2 separate regions of the Homo sapiens genome follow, and region 1 is linked to region 2. The links are chromatin loops, found by intact Hi-C in ENCODE. Cell type or tissue: PC-9. All regions are shown on one strand. Each heading gives the region's core, and the rest is flanking DNA. Links, peaks and the distances in the headings are about the cores only.

What was found. A loop is a pair of places that touch in the nucleus more often than their neighbours do. Peaks named below come from ENCODE experiments on the same cell type or tissue, not always from the same donor. Only the 100,000 strongest peaks of a DNase experiment are listed, where the experiment ranks them.
Region 1: it touches region 2 in a loop (4-fold over the local background); 4 of 110 quality-filtered maps call a loop at or near these places.

The regions. Positions count from the first base shown.
Region 1 is chr6:43,303,202-43,311,538 of GRCh38, reverse strand. CRIP3 (cysteine rich protein 3) reads left to right here and starts at 2,713. Exons shown (of 8, transcript NM_206922.3): 1 at 2,713-2,789; 2 at 3,130-3,224; 3 at 3,643-3,700; 4 at 3,796-3,927; 5 at 5,022-5,093; 6 at 5,226-5,320; 7 at 5,415-5,472; 8 at 5,664-6,067. The coding sequence starts at 2,747. The coding sequence ends at 5,725. It overlaps SLC22A7 (solute carrier family 22 member 7), which reads right to left. Exons shown (of 11, transcript NM_153320.2): 10 at 7,295-7,501; 11 at 6,001-6,868. The coding sequence ends at 6,814. It also overlaps the pseudogene RPL12P47. RefSeq lists an enhancer at 3,196-4,053. In PC-9, for the core only: a CTCF peak has its summit at 3,227 (motif pointing left); a DNase peak (open chromatin) is centred at 3,128; H3K4me3 peaks cover 1,186 bases.
Region 2 is chr6:43,492,588-43,500,924 of GRCh38, reverse strand. It overlaps TJAP1 (tight junction associated protein 1), which reads right to left. Exons shown (of 11, transcript NM_001350562.2): 3 at 2,948-3,044; 4 at 1,825-1,947; 5 at 153-181. The coding sequence starts at 1,923. Among named protein-coding and RNA genes, the nearest start is that of LRRC73, 14 kb to the left of the region's middle. RefSeq lists a silencer at 4,047-4,096. In PC-9, for the core only: CTCF peaks have their summits at 3,884, 4,085 and 5,377 (motif pointing right); DNase peaks (open chromatin) are centred at 4,144, 4,494 and 5,224; H3K27ac peaks cover 854 bases.

The DNA of each region.
Region 1 (8,337 bases), core at 1,462-5,461, 190 kb after region 2:
CGCCATGTTGCCCAGGCTGGTCTCTAACTCCTAGGCTCAAGTGGTCCACCTGCCTCAGCTTCCCAAAGTGCTGGGACCAGGCGTAAGCCACCACTTCTGGCCGCCTTTTTTCTTTAGTTTTCTTCAGGTTCTATTGTTGTTGTTGTTGTTGTTGTTAAGACATTACGCATATACCATAAAATTCGCCTTTTTAAAGTCTACAGTTCATGCTTTTTAGTATATTTCCAAGGTTGTACAAACATTACTGCTATCTAATTCCAGAACATTTTTATCTTCCCATAGAGAAGCTTCGAACCCATTAGTGGACATTTCCAATTCCATCTCCTTGACTGGCCAACCACTAATCTACTGTCTGTCTCTGTGGATTTACCTATTCTAAATATTTCATATGAATTGATTCATATGATATGTGGCCTCTTGTGTCTTGCTTTTCTTACTTAATGTTTTTATGGTTTACCTGTGTTGTAACATGCATCAGTATTACATTCTTTTTTACAGTTGAGCAATATTCTATCATACAGATATACTACATATTGTTTATCCATTATCAGTTAATGAACTTTTGGGCTGTTTCTACCTTTTGACTATTGTAAATAGTCCTGCTATGAACATTCATGTACAAGTTTTTGTATAGACATATGTTTTCATTTCTCTTATATACCTGGGTATAAACCTGGAAGTGGAATTGCTGAGTCATATGGTAACTCTATGTTTAACTTTTTGAGGAACTGCCAGACTGTTGTCCAATGTGGCCACACCATTTTATGTTGCCACCAACAATGTATGAGGGATCCAATTTTGCCACATTCTTGCCAATATTTGTCTCTTTAATTATAACCATCCTAGTCAGTATAAAATGGTATCTCATTGTGGTCCTAATTTGCATTTCCCTAATGACTATTGATATTCAGCATCTCTTCATGTGCTTATTGGCCATTTGTGTATCTCTAGAAAAACATCTATTCAAATACTTTGCTCACTTTTAATTGGGTTGTCTTTTTGTTATTGCATTATAAGTTATTTATATAATCTGGTTACTAGATCCTTATCAGATTTGCAAATATTTCTTCCATTCTCTGGATTTAAATTTCTTGAAATATCCTTTGAAGCACTATTGAACTACTTTTTTTTTTTTCCACCAGTTGTCAAATGATCCTTTATTGAAATATTTTCCTTTGTGCTTAACTGGCTGGGCATTCCACAGAACCACTGTTGATATCATCTATGATGTCATGAGGGTGGCGGCCATCAACATTACAGCCCACAGACTGGGCAGTCCCCAGGATCTCTTTAATGGTGCCAGAGAGTCTATTGAACTACTTTTAACAAATATTTATCTGGGCATGGGGGCATATACCTGTAATCCCAGCACTTAGGGAGGCCCAGGCAGGTGGATCGCTTGAGCCCAGAAATTCGAGACCAGCCTGGGCAACATGGCAAAACCCCATCTCTACAAAAAATACAAAAATTAGCCAGGTGTGGTGGCATGTGTCTGTAGTCCCAGCTACTCCAGAGGCTAAAGTGAGAGGATCGCTTGAGCCGGGCAGGTGGAGACTGCAGTGAGCTACGATGCACCACTACATTCCAGCCTGGGCAACAGAGACCCTGCCTCAAATAAATACATTCATTAAAAACACAAATATTTAAAAATTTTAAAGCAAACCAGATTAGAAATGTGTAGTTGGTTTTCATTTTTATTTATTTATTTATTTTGAGATGGAGTCTCGCTCTTGTCCCCCAGGCTGGAGTACAGTGGTGCGATCTCGGCTCACTGCAACCTCCACACCTCCCGGTTCATGCGATTCTCCTGCCTCAGCCTCCCGAGTAGCTGAGATTACAGGCATGCGCCACCACGCCCAGCTAATTTTTGTATTTTTAGTAGAGACGCAGTTTCGCCTCGATGGCCAGGCTGGTCTTGGACTCCTGACCTCAGGCGATCCGCCCACCTTGGCCTCCCAAAGTGCTGGGATTACAGGTGTCAGCCACTGTGTCCAGCCACCCTACAGCTTTAGGAGTAAACGATTGTATACAGACCATGTTCTGAGGCTTCCAAACCGAGTCTTGAGTTCATTAAGGGATCCATCATAGTGATAGCTATAGCTGTTACAGCGTTTACATGCCAGGCGCTGTTTGGGCACTCTACATGTATTAACCTATTTAACTCTCATAACAATCCTATGAGGCAGAGACTGTTATCATACTCATTGCACAGATGAGAAAATGGAGGCAGAGAGGGAGGTTCAGTAATTTGCCTGAAGTCAAAGAGTAGGGTACCAGAGACGGGCTCCAGATTTTGTTGCTTTCAACCACTTGCTATACTGCCAAGGTGGAATTTTGCATTTCAAAGAATGCCTACTCCCTCGCTTTGGAGAGAGTAGTGTTTTAATGATGTCTGCACTGTGGACATTTTTCCTGTCCTTACCGCTCCAGAAACTAGTAGAGCTCCCTGTCCAGGTGTCTTCGTTACACATGTGCCTTCCTAGTCTGGAGTCCACGGCTTCAAGATCCTCTCTCCTCCCCGTGGGTCTGACCGAGGCTTTAATGCTCTTTGAAGTAACAGCGAAATAGCCCTTTGTCTCCCAAGTGGAGTGGTTCTAAATTTCTGATAACCAATGAGCGCCGAGGAACCGCGGATTCCGCCCAGGGAGGCTCAAAGCTGAGCCGTGGGTGGAGCCTGCGGAGGGGGCGGAACTGAGCCGCAGCGGCGTACCTACTGTGTGCCGCGTGCGCTGCCTGGAGCGGAGCTATGAGCTGGACCTGTCCGCGTTGCCAGCAACCTGTTTTCTTCGGTGAGGCCCGGGCTGCGGAGGGGGAGAAGATGGGGCGAATGGGAGCCGCTGGATTCCCTGAGGACGCGGAGGGCTAGCCACAGTGTAGTCCCAGACACCCTTTTCACCTGCAGCGGCTGGTAGTCTCCGCACCACCCGCTCCCACTCGGGTCTTCTCCCTTCCTCTGAGAGCTCTGTGGGGAGTGTGAAACCGGAGCGGGATGGAGCTGGCCTCCTGGAGACACTCATCTCCAGGAAGCAGGGCAGGCCAACCTAATTCCCTAGAGGGCCGAAGAGGGAAAGGAGGGGCCCTATGCTTGGACAGGCTCCTCGCAGCTCGGTTCCACTTTGTCCTCCACAGCTGAGAAGGTGAGCTCCCTGGGCAAGAACTGGCACCGCTTCTGCCTGAAATGTGAGCGCTGCCACAGCATCCTGTCCCCTGGCGGGCATGCAGAGGTAAGACCTGGCCAGGGAGCACTGCCCTGTTTACATCACTGCCTCCCACCCCCCAGGCACCAGCCCCCAACTTCAGCACTGGAGGCCTGCCAAAGGGAACCTCAGTAGCCAACCCCAAGGCCGCCCACCTGGTGGACCCCACACCAGCCAGGAATTTGGGAACCTGGGTCGTGACTGTGGATCCCATGGTTTTGGGGATCAGGGTGAGTGGGAAGCAGCGTCACCTTCTGAGCTGCTCTTGCTCTTCCTCCCTTGACCACAGTGGAAATGCTGGCATGCCAGCCCATCCCCCACCCCTCCCAGGCCCACCAGACTCAGCCAGTGGACAGACACACCTGGCAGCCTGTCTGGGGTGAAGGCCTGTGGGGCATGGCTCCCGCTGGCCTTGAGTAACCCACTTCCCTCTGCTTGTGCCCAGCACAATGGGAGGCCATACTGCCACAAGCCATGCTATGGGGCTCTCTTTGGACCCAGGGGTAAGTACCAGCCTTAAGGGGCCATGGGTCAGCAGAACCCTCCTTGTGGCTGGGAGCTGGGGGCTCAAGCCTGACCTCCCCTATTCTCTCTTCAGGGGTGAACATTGGTGGTGTAGGCTCCTACTTGTACAATCCCCCCACTCCCAGCCCTGGCTGCACCACTCCTCTCAGCCCCAGCAGCTTCAGCCCTCCCAGGCCAAGGACTGGCCTCCCCCAAGGCAAGAAAAGTAAGGCTGGGCTCAGCTCCTCCCAGTCCTCCTCCCGACCCTTCCCCAAGCTGGAGCGGAGGTTGGGCCAGGTGGCAGTCTCCTATCCAGCCCTCTGCTTCACATTCTCACAACTTCATTCTTGGCAAAGTCTTCTCTATCTACTCCCCGCTTTTTTTTTCTTTCTTTCTTTCTATTCCCTCATGTGAGCTGCTGAGTTAAGAGGTAAATTGTTGGGAGGCCGAGGCAGGTGGATCATGAGGTCAGGAGTTCGAGACCAGCCTGGCCAGCATGGTGAAATCCCATCTCTACTAAAAATACAAAAATTAGCCAGGTGTGGTGGCTCATGCCTGTAATCCCAGCTACTTGGGAGGCTGAGGCAGGAGAATCATTTGAACCCAGGAGGCGGAGGTTGCAGTGAGTCAAGGTCATGCCATTGCACTCCAGCCTGGGCAACAGAGCGAGACTCCATCTCAAAAAAAAAAAAAAAAAAAAAAAAAGAGGTTAATTGGGCAGATGGCATTATCCCCTCTCCTCGTGTGTTACAGGTGAGGAAAGTGAGATCCAGACAGGGCAAATGACTGTCCATCCACAAAGCTAGTCAGAGGCAAAGCTGGCCAGGAACTTAGGTCTGTCCCAGGCCAGGGCCATGGAAGGAATGATCTAAAGGAGAGGAGTCATTGGGATAAGGCCAGCCTCTCATATTCTTCAACTTTTCTCCTCTGGTCCCTGTTCTTTCCCTCCATTCCCTGAAGTAGGCAATGACACTGTGCTCCCCAACACCTGACACCCGTGCTGTGGCCAGCTCCTATATCAGCTCAAGTTTCCTGAGGATTGAGTTGCTAACAGGGTTGGGATGGTGGGTACGTGAGCCCCTGGGAGGATGAAAAGGAAGCAGGAGAAGGAAGCAGATAGTCCCTAATACACATAGGGATGGGGCAGGAGGTGGAGTCAGAGGGGGCTCAGCTCTGGGCCTGTAGAAGGCAGACTCTTGGGCGCCTGGGTGGGGCACTCTGGAATGAGCATGGCTTTTGAAAGAGGACAGCACCATATGCAGGCAGGTGCTGGTGGGCATCTCCACCTCAGACATAGCCAGGGCCTCTTCCCCTTTAAAGGCCCTCCCCATATGAAGACATTCACTGGGGAGACCTCGCTGTGCCCTGGCTGTGGGGAGCCCGTCTATTTTGGTAAGTAACAGTGGAAAACTTGGGGAGGGGGATACAGGGTGGGCAGCAAGGGGGAGGGAGGTGATCCAAGGCAGGTAGGTCTCCCTACTCTACCCCTAGAATGGAAGCATTACCACTTCTTTCCACCACCAGCTGAGAAGGTGATGTCATTAGGCAGAAATTGGCACCGACCGTGTCTGAGGTGCCAGCGTTGCCACAAGACCCTGACTGCTGGGAGTCATGCTGAGGTGAGCAGGGCAGGAATGAGTGGTTATGTTGGGAGGAGGCTGGAGATGGGAAGAGAACCAGGCTGAGACAGCTCTCTTTCTCTCTGTGTCTCAGCATGATGGAGTCCCCTACTGCCACGTCCCCTGCTACGGCTACCTGTTTGGCCCCAAAGGTGGGCAGCCCCATCCCAGACACTGGGATGGCATGTACATGCCTGAAGTATGGCATGTACATGGTCTGTGGGTATGTGTGGACAACTTCCCCTGTGGTTAAGCATACCCTGGCCCCCCCACCAAGTTCCCTCTAGGCCTGAACCCTGCACCACAGACCCAGGGCCTTTGGTGATAGGGCTCTCTCTCTCAGGTGTGAACATTGGCGATGTGGGCTGCTACATCTATGACCCAGTGAAGATAAAATTCAAATGAGACGCTCACAAAAAAGGTCACCCTAACTCAGGCCTCCCATCATGCCCCTCATGGTCCAATGGAAGCTACAAAAATCTCCAGTCCCATGGGGGTTGGGGAAGGTGGGATCTTGGGGGCCTGGGCCTAGGCTCCATGGTAGGCCAGAGAGTCTAGACTTTCTCTGCCAATTTTTTCCCTTTCCCATTTCTATCTGGTTAGGGAACAGCCCGTTTTGAAGGGTATCCTCCTCCTGGCCATCACAACCCCTTTCCCCAGCACATTCTGGAGCTTCAAGGTACTCATAAAACTTGTGTTTATTGAATTTCAGCCTCTGTGGCTTCTTCAATAAAATGTTGGCTCCCATGCCTTCAACTCTTCTTTGGGCATGAGACCAGTGGGTTGGAGGATGGGGAGTGTGGGGGTTGGGATGACATGCATTGCCCTGCAGGGTGCCTCGGAGGTAGCAGGGCCAGCCATGAGAACAAAAAGCTCTGTTCTTTTTGTCCCTTGGGCCTGGCATTGGCAGTCCTAGCACCACACAGTGGACAGCATGCCCACCAGCCCCATTGGTACCAGAAGTCTCATATGCTAGTCCTTTCTTTAGCACCATCTCTAGAAGAAGCAGAAGCACCTTATTCAGTAACTCATTTGAGCATGGCAACAGATCCTATGGTAGGGCCTCCCAAGAGGCTTCATTATCCATTTGGGAGATGAACAGACTGAGGCCCAGAGAGGGAAAGCCACATGCCCAAGGTCACACAGCAAGTTAATGGTGAAGGTTTTATCAGAGCCCAGGGCAGACTCAGTGGCTTCCTATCCAGGGCTCTTCCCACAGCTCGTCACCACTGCCCCAACCCAAGGGGCACCTTTATTTACAGAATCCTCCCCAACCGTGAGAGGGGTGCCCAGCAGCCCACTGCATTCTGGGAAGTCAACTGTTCCTAGAAGCCAAATAATCAAGGATGGATGAGCAGAGGGAGCGGGTACTGGCAGCAACTCCGGCCCTAGGCAGAGGGTTCGATACTCCCAGCCTGAGTTGCAGGGCCTGCCCTTCTGCTCTCCCAGCCCCTGCTGCAGAGCTTCTGTGGAGGGCCTGCCTCCACTCCCACTTAGTTCTGGACCTGCTTCATGGGCATCTCTTCCTCCTGAAGACTGGTTGGGGCACTAGGGAGGAAGGAGTTGTGAGCAATGGTGGGGTTTAATCCCCGAGCCTACCACCCCAGCCTGCCCCATCAGGGCTGTCCCAGGGCTCACCCCAGTTCCTGGTATACAAACGCCTGTACAAGTGACTCACACACATGCTTGTACACACCCCTGATGTGTAGGCATACTTGAGTGTGCACACATACACATCTTCCTGAACAACCTTATGTATTTGTGTTCATACACTCATGTACACATTTATGCTTGCAGTTTACATGCCCCCAATCATGCACCCTGAAACACTCACCTGTGCACGCACACATACATGCACCAAGTACACATGTGCAGATATAGTTTCCTGTCTGAATCCTAAGGTGTCAGGTATCTGAGCACCTGCATCCATATGCATGTTATCACACGTACACAGACACAGTCCTGTGCACACACCTCTTTCTCTCCACGTCCTGGATGGTCTCTGGCAGCTGTGCCTGCCTCGTCTCTGGCAGCAGGAGGGCGGTGCCGGCAGCCAGCAGGGCGATCCCCCCATAAGTAAGCTTGGGCAGTGACAGCCACACTCCATCCAGCAAGGCCGCCAGTGGGGCCAAAGAGCCCCCCAGCCGGCCCACCAGTGCAGTCAGCCCCATCCCTGTCTGTCTGTTCAGAGAAAGAGGATGAGGGAGGCAGATGGTGTTCACACCTACCTGGAGTCATGCCCCACAGGGCTTCCCTCCAGGGCTGGCAGGCCCTGATACTCCCTTCTCCCCATATAGCTAAGAAAACTAGGACTTCTTTCAGTTGGTCTTCCCACCCACCTTCAGGCCAGGAGACCTCAAGCCAGCACCCACCAGAGGACAGGGCCCCCATTCTGACAGAGTACCAATTAGGTATCACTAAAGGAGAAGACAAGTCACCAGACTGGGAGATAAGGAAAGGGTGATGTGGAAGGAAGAAGGTCAGTAGTTTGTACAGGCCCTGCCATGTTGTTCGAGGAGGCAAACCTCTTTCTAAACATGACCAGATGCCTAGAATTTTCCTCTTCCCACCTCTCAGTAGCTAGCTGAAAGACCCCCCCAACCCCGGGCCTTTCAAGGGGTTGCTCTTGGGACAGTCCTCAAGGGCATCTCTGCCTTCCAGGGGTGAATGGGATGGGGGTGGGCAGGATGGGGCTTCTTGGGGCTGTTTTCTTCTTCTTATTATTATTATTATTTAATTTTTTTCTTTTATTTATGTATTTATTTGAGACAGAGTTTCTCGCCCAGGCTGGAGTGCAATGGCATGATCTCAGCTCACTGCAACCTCCATCTCCCAGGTTCGAGCGATTCTCCTGCCTCAGCCTCCCAAATAGCTAGGATTACAGGCATTCGCCACCACACCCAGCTAATTTTGTATGTTTAGCAGAGACAGGGTTTCACCATGTTGGTCAGGCTGGTCTCGAATTCCTGACCTTCAGTGATCCGCCCGCCTTGGCCTTCCAAAATGCTGGGATTACA
Region 2 (8,337 bases), core at 2,058-6,057:
CATCAACACTCCTCCCAGAGTCCCTAAAACAACCCATCCCAACCTTTATTTCTACCTAATCCAAGGGAAAGTCCAACTGTACCAACAGTCTAGCCTGGAGCTAAGAGGGACAGAGTTGAGGCAGGGCAGTATCTCAGGTAGCAGATACTCACTTCATCCTTTCTGCATCAGTCAGGGGTTCCTAGGCAAAAAAGAGAGGCTTGAGGCTCAGCTCTGGACCACTGGACCCCCGGCTGGCTCACCCTCCAAATAGCCACAAGAAGGCTCAGGTGTGAAGCCCAAAGACTCTTATAGCAGAAGAGGGCTGCAGGGCTCTCTACGGATGGAAGCAATTCAGTAATGCTGGGACAAGCCTCGACTACCCTCTCCCATGCCAACCAGAAGATTCAAGAACCTCTTCCAACCTTCACCCTTAATCCAATCCTAAAGCCATTTTCAAATAAGTCCTGGCACCCAAGCTACCTCTCCCCAGGGGCAGACAGCCTCTCAGCTGTTCACTCGGCTCCTGGTGGGTCCTGTATCCACAGAGGTATGGCAGAGACCTTCCAGAAAAGTCAGGCTGAACTATACACACGAGTTCTGAGCTCTGACAAAGCCCTCAGCCTTGAGATGAAGACAAAGGCAGAATCAGGCTCTTGCAGAGGCTCAGGAAGAACAAGTGCATGGGAGAAGAGGACTAATCCTGACTAAGGGGAGGAAGTGCCTTGTCTGTCTTTTAACCTCCTGCCCCATCTTCCCCAAACCCCTATGGCAGTCATGGCTCAAGAGTCAAGTTCAGCCAACCACAAAGCAGAGTAGGCCCCTGCTATCGCGAGAGGGAAACATCAAGGGGCCTATTCTATGTGGAACTGACTGCTTCAGAAGAGCAGCCTCTGGCAGAAAATGGAGGTAGGTGGCTTCCTTTGTCCATTGACTCTGACAACTGGATTTCACCCTATTCTACTGCATACTGATTATACAGCCTTCACCTCACCGAGCCTTAGTTCCCTCATTTATAAAACTGAGGTAATGCTCGCTGGGTAGCACCTAGCATAATAGCTGGCATCTTAATTTAATGTTCCCTGAACTGAAATGAGCAAGTCATGGCTTTTCTACCTTGAATCTGACCAAAGCAGGCTACAGTATGCCTGATGCTCAGCACATGCTGCGTCTCAGGTTCTTTAAATGTGCTCCACGCACTGTGACCAGATGGAGATATGGCTGCAAGGGCAGTAAACCACTGTGGCCCTCGTTTCTGCCTGTGAGTGAAGTTAATGGGGCAGGAGAGCCAATGTTTTGCAGCTGACTATAGGCCCCGAAGAGCAGAGTCCGGACCTAACAGTTCCTGGCAGGGAGTACATATTCAACAAATGTTAGCCAAACAAAGCAAAGCTGGAGGAAGGGCTGGACTTCCTGGGGACAATGAAGAGCAGCTGTGCTGGTGGGAAGTGGCTGTAGCACTGCCTCCTGATATGCCCCAAAGGGGCCACAGGTTGAATGGCTCTACTCCACTACGGAGGACCAGAGTCCCAACCACTAGCAGATTAGGACCCCTCAGTCTACTGGGCTGCCTCTTGCAGGGAGAATATCATATGGGATCATTTCTGCTAAGCTACAAAGACTCAGGGGTTCCCTGACATGTGGACATATACTCACAGACAGTCCCCCTTGAGCCTACATTACCCCCACCTGCACTACTGCGGCTAGGAGACCTCAGGCCTGCAACAGCAAGGCCCACTCTCACCCCAACTCAGGACCAGAAGCTCAGGCAGGAGAAGTCAGCCAGACACCCAGCCTCAGGGGCCTTGCCTCTGCCGGTCAGGCTGTGATACCAGTCTTGCTGACCTCCTGCTCAAGCCGGGATCCAGGAATTTCCAAACGCAGCTCCCGATGCTCTGGTGGTGCCTTACGGTAGGGTTTCTTAGCAGGGGCGGCACTAGTCATTCTGGGAGGTGACGGCTCCTCCGCCTGCTGAGAAGCAAGAAGGAGGCAGGCTCAGAGATGTGGCCAGAAGGACTCTGGACTGAGAAAAAACAAAGATGGTGAAAGGGGACATATGTTGAGGCCACCACATAGGCTGACAGGCCTGGGCCATTACTGGAGTCACTAGAGGGGCAGGACTTAGGTGTGTCAGTCCCCATAGGTCAAAGGAGTGCTGGAGGGTGGGGCATGGGTCCAACGGGGAACAGATGGGTGGGAAAGGCAGGGCCTAGGGCCTGAACACCTAGGTTCTAAGAGTGGGACAGGGAGCTTCAAAGCAGCCCACCACCCTCCTTACCACTCTCCTTTGTGGGCTCTGAAGGCCTCAGAAGGTAAAACTGCTCTCTATGCATTAGTTTTCTCAACTCTAAATTAGCGATAAAACAGCATCAATTTCTTTTTTTCTTTTCTTTTTTGAGACAGGGTCTTGCTCTGTTGCCCAGGCTGGAGTGTAGTGGCGCAATCTTGGCTCACTGCAGCCTCGACCTCCTGGGCTCAAGTAATCCTCCTGCCTCAGCCTTCTGTGTAGCTCGGACCACAAGCATGTGCCACTGCACCTGGCTATTTTTTGTACACAGCGTCTCACTTTGTTGCCCAGGCTCAAACTCTCAAGCTCAAGCAATCCCTCTGTCTTGGCCTTCCAAAGTGCTGGGATTATAGGTGTGAGCTACTGATTCCAGTTAAGAATAGCACCAATTCATAGGGTTGTTGGGAAGATGATGTAAAACACTTAGGAAATGTTGAATAAATGTTAGTTTAAAAAAAATCATAACCAAAAATGTGAGTTTGGGGATACAATCCAGGATCCCCAGTGGGAGTCTCAAGGCCCAAGAGAGCTCTCTGGCCTCAGCCACTGATGACCAAACCCCTGTGGCCTCCACCACTCTTTTCACCAGCCCCCGCCGAGAGAGAACACTTGGCTGCCCCCTCACCTGCCCCTCCCCAGAAGAGAGCCAGGCTGAGGGCACAGGCCTCATCAGGGACATACCGTCTGTTTGTCGGCAGCTCTCTCTGTTCCGCTGTCCGGGAGTTAGCCCTCGGCTCTCCGCATCCCACGGCCCCTCCACTTCCTTTAGCCACAGCTCCTGAAACCAGAGAAGGGAAGAAAGTGGAAACCAGGTGTCAGCCGCCTGTCTGTCAGTGCTACAGGCCTGCTGCCCAGTCTGGGACCTGGAAGGCCCCCCAGGGAGAACCACGGCAGGAAGGCCATGAAACAGAGGGCCTGAGGGGAAAGCGGCTGGAGGCAGATGACTGGAAGCACTGGGTTCCTGCCTTTCTCCATGACAGTACTGTCACAGGCCCAGATGAGATACATGTGTCTGTGTGTTCATGGTCTCAGCACATTGCCCAATTCTGGAATAGGTCCGGTTCCGTCCTGTCCCTACTCCACATCGGTCCTCATCTCCCAAGCCTCTCAGAGTTTGGAAACAACTAAGAGATTTGGGGAACATGGGTTACAAATGAGAACACCAGGAAAAAGCCTCACAGAGATCCAAGAAGATAGAGAAAATGATGGAAAGAGAGCACCTAGCATTTCCAGAAGGAGGCCCAAGGCTATTTGGTGTATAATGATGGTCACCGGCCTTTGCAATGAGGAGGCATAGGGCTAGGAGAAGAAATCTGAAAAGGGAGCAACACAGAGCAGTAGCTCTCAACCAGGCAACTCTGTCCACCCTCCTTCCCCAGGGACGTCTGGCGCCCACTCTCCTTCCCCAGGGACGTCTGGCAAGTGTCTGGAGACATTTTTGGTTGTCGAAACCTGGAGGGAAGGAGTGCCACTGGCACCTAGTGGGTAGAAGCCGGGGATGCTTTGGTCATCCCACAACCATAGGGCAACTCCCACCACAAATGATTCCCAATAGAAAATATCCAGAGTGCCAAGGCTGAGGAACACTCGTGAAGAAAACCCCAGTCGGGGGAGTTGGAGACACCTGGGCTCCAGGCTCAGCACTGACACTGTGGGGCCCTGTGTAATGCCCTTCCTCACTGGATAGCTCAGTTCCTTATCTACACAGAGGTGGCTGGACTGAGTGACCTGTGAGAGCCCCTCCGGCCTCCTGAGGTTCAGAGATGGGTGCACACCCCTCCCTGGCCCCCACCTGTAATTAGCTGGGTTGCAGCACGGGGGCAGCAGCCACCAGTGATCAGGCAGTAACCTCAGGTGGCCTTCTGGGCAGAAAAAACAATCTCTTCCCGCCCCCATCAACCTAAACAGAGCTGGAGGTTGAGGGAAGCCTTGCGGGCTAAAGCATGTGTTCCCACTGTCGGGACATGCCCTGGCCATGACTCCTGTCACATTCCAACAGGGCCCGGGGCAGGGAGAATGGTGAGAGGGTAGGGAGGGTGGGGAAGCAGGAGTGGTCTCCCTCCTCTGTCTGGACAGCCTGGGCCCTGGTTTGGGGTTCGGTGGGGAGCTGAGGTGCGGCAGCACAGGCACGGCCGCCAGCCTCCTCCCCCTGACAGGAGGCAGAACGTGTCCCCACAGGGCACATGCAACATGCTGTGTCGGCTGACTCCCTGCACAGGAATCCGGGTGGGCGGGCCTGAAAGGACGGCACATTCCCGGGGTGTGGGGAGCAAACAAGTTACCCCAACAGGTTCCTTGGGGCTGCCCCTCCAGAGGAGCCCGGGGTGGGTGCTCCTATGGCCTGAGGGAGAGGCCTAGAAAGTCCTAAACCCACCTGGGTATGTGGATTCTGATACTCAGAGGGTAAATGTGTGGGGTGCGTGAGTTGGAAAACAGGGTATGGCCAGAGATGGAAGAGTGAGAGATGCGAGCAGTCAAGAGCTTCTACAAAGTAAAGGGGCAGCTCAGAGAGTTGGTCTCTGCCTTTCCCCTTCTCTACAGAGGGTCCAGGTCCCAGCTCCCTTCCCCCATGTGCTCCCCAGTCATCTCAGGAAGCCCTTTCTCTCTGCAGGCCCCTTTGTGTGCCCCTCCTCTATTCCTCTGTACTCCCTTGTCCCTATTCCTGGCAAGGCCTGTGCTGTCCTCTTGGTACCGAAACACCTGCATGAACGGCAGGCAGGCAGGGAGGACACAAACGCACTTGGGTGTCCAGCAATCCTGTAGGGAAGGCTGCTTCACTCCACACCCTGCAGCCCTGGCTCTAGTTGCCACACATCCTCTAGCTCCTCCTGCCTCACCCTGACCTCAAGCCCCACTCCCTGGCCCTACAGCATGTATTTATCCCCAGGGCTTCCATGGCCAGAGGCGATCTGGCTTGCTAGGCAAGGAGTATCCTGAGAAGGTAGCTGGCAGTGGGACAGGCAGTAAATGCAGACAGACTCTCTGGGGATGGGGGTGGTTGTGATGGGAGGTTATTCTCTCTGCCAGAGCCTATTCTTTCCACGCATGTCAGAGTTACAGGTATGGGAAACCACTCCCAACTAAGGAAGCAGAAGGCAATGCCCACTGGGAAGACAATCCACCAGGGGGCCCATGGTGTTCCTCAACACCAGGCTGCGAGGGAGATGTGTACCAACCACTTCCTGCCCTGTGTCCATAAACACAGGGTGTGCCCAACACCCAGGCCCTAGCTCCAACTTCTGAAATCTGCTGAGTGCCCCAGATCCAGCCCATTAGGGGCCCACAGTTCCAGCAATGAACAGGAATACAACGGGCCTGGCAGCCCACAGTCCTTGACTGGAGGCAAGGAAGGTGTGCAGGGAAAGTCCGGACAGACCCAAGGAGGACAGTGATGCATGGTGCAGTGGATAACAAAGAGAGAAGCATCGGGACACTTGGCCTGCAAGCTGGGAGAAGGTAAAGGGGTGAGGCAGATGGCATCAGAGTGGTCCCTCCAGGAAGACCCAGCTACCAGGTGCAGCCTCCCCTGGCCACATCTCCTTCACCCAAAGGTTTCCCAAGTTGCCTTGGAGTGTTTCAGCCCAAGGAGGACTCCCAATCCCATGTGGGGAAGAAAAGGTCCCTAAGGAGAGCAGCTGGACAGCTCAGAATGGGCCATGGCCCATGATGAGCAAGCGGCAGCCAAGGACAGCCTCTGGGGCCTCCTGGCCTCTGGATGCTGAGCTGGCTCCAGGGCACCTCCCAGAAAATGGTCTTCTGGAGGAAGATCAGGAAATCAACAGAGCTGGCCCAACATGGTGGCTCACGCCTGTAATCCCAGCACTGTGGGAGGCCAAGGCAGGCGGATCACTTGAGGTCAGGAGTTCGAGAGCTGCCTGGCCAACATGGTGAAACCCTGTCTCTACAAAAATTGAACCCAGGAGGTGGAGATTGCAGTGAGTCCAGATCGCGCCACTACACTCCAGCCTGGGAGACAGAGACTCCGTCTCAAAAAAAAAAAAAAAAAAAAAGGAAATCAACAAGGAAGAATCCCACTCCCACCCCCACCCCAAACTAAACCTAAGCCTTGAGGAACTGAGGGCAGATGACTCAGGATGTTGGACTACCAGATAACGTGCTGGGTCTGTTCTGTAAGAACAGCTATGCCCTGGGAGAAAGGTTGAGGCCTAGGTTAAAACCTCTCGCTGACCTAGCGTGGCCTGGGGCTTCTTGGGCTGGACCTGCAGGCAGTGTTGAGGGAGACACCCAGAGTAGCAGCAACCCTTCCCCATCCCATGAAGGTGAAGTGAGAAGGAAAAGGGACTCTCCTCAACCCTCCCTGCCCCTGCTGCATCCTACCCCATCCAACCCCAGCTTCTGCCATGCTCTGCATAGCATTCATTCTTTGCTTACTCAAAAATCAGTTCAAAGGAAAGACTCTACTTCATATCTGCTGGGGTGGAGAGAGGGGTGATAGCTTCCTAATTGCCATGTTGCAATTTGCCAGTCGGTGCAGGCCGCCTGTTGCCGCCTGCCCTGTATTAAATACCTTCTCCCTGATTACAGCCCATGGGGCATGATTAGCTGCCTTCAGAGAACAAAGTCTACTTTCATTAGAAATGGGACTCGGCACGCACAGCAGAGCTGCACTGTGAACCCTCTGAACAGCTGAGCAGAGTGTAGACAGAATAGGTGTAAGGCATGATCTGTACCAGAAGCTGGCTGAGCAGTGTCCTTTAATAAAAGGAAAAAAATTTGCCAAGCATCACTCTTTAACCAGGAGGTGGGACTTATACCTGCTCCCTTTTGTGGGTACGCATATTTGATCAGGGGCTTCCACCGTGGTGGAAGATTGCTGTTGCTAGAGACAGAGTGGTATGAGAGAGAAATCTCTTCAGAATCCTGCTGCTCCCCAATATACTATCTTACCGTTCCCAGCAAGCACCCATAGGAGCAACAGCAAAAAGTTTCCAGCCCAAGAGCCAAAGATGCCGTCCCACTTCCCTTCTGCCATCCTTTCCGGGGTTCTGCCTAAAGCTCAGGCAAAGTCAGAGATGCAGAAGAGGAAAGGAGGTTCAAGCATCCATCCTTCTCCCAGCTGAGGCTGAGGCCATCCCTTCAACACCAGCCCAGGAGAGGGAGACAGGAATCCAGACTGGATATGGTTCTTTGGCTTTTCCAACTTCAGCCTTCCCCACCAAACATCTCCAGCTCCCCACGTTCTGCACTACTACCTCACTCCACAACTCTCCTGATCCTGGAGCAGCTAGCTTGCCCTAGAGAGCAACTACCTCCCTACTCTCCACATCACCAATACCTACTTCAGGTAATTGTGGCCCCATCAGTTTATCTGGGTTCAGATAATTTCTGAACCTACTACGAAGCCTTTCTGCTCTCAGCTGTCAATGAATCAAGCAAGTGAGAGACCTTAAGGAGTCAATGAACACAACCTTCTGAATCAGGAAGGGCCCACACATTACCATGAAAATCATCCAAGCTCTTCTTCATAATTCAACCAAGCAAAGTCAAACGGAAGTTAGTAATCGCTACTGCTTTTAAAATGAAAGGAACACCCAGCCGTTTCAGAATACACCAGCTGTGTTGTATGCCACCTTAATTCCCTTGGAACCCAGCAGGGTATAAATAAATAATAATAAATACAAGCCCTTCCTAAAGCCCCTCATCAACCACTAAAACACAAATGTCTGATCACACAGGGACTGGGGCCTCCCCCTCAGGAACTGTCCTGAGCTGTAAGTGCTGGATGTGGAGTCTCTGAAGTCTGCAAGCCTGTGGGAAGCTGTGCCCCAGTGGGGGTCAGCTACACTCCCGCCACACAAGTCTGGCCGCTTCTCAAGCCTCTGAAATCCAGTCTCTGCCCCCAACTGATGTCTAAGGAACACAAATGGTCACCCTGCAAGCGTAAGCCCTGGAACCAGGTGACCTGGCCTTGGTCCTGGGGATTGCTCATGAAGATCCCCACTCCTTGCACCATTAATACAGCCCCTCTCCCACTGACTCCCCATGAATAGCAGTCCCCCAGAGCAGTGGGCTGATCCCACCAAAACTGGGTTCGGCCTCGCCCACATCGT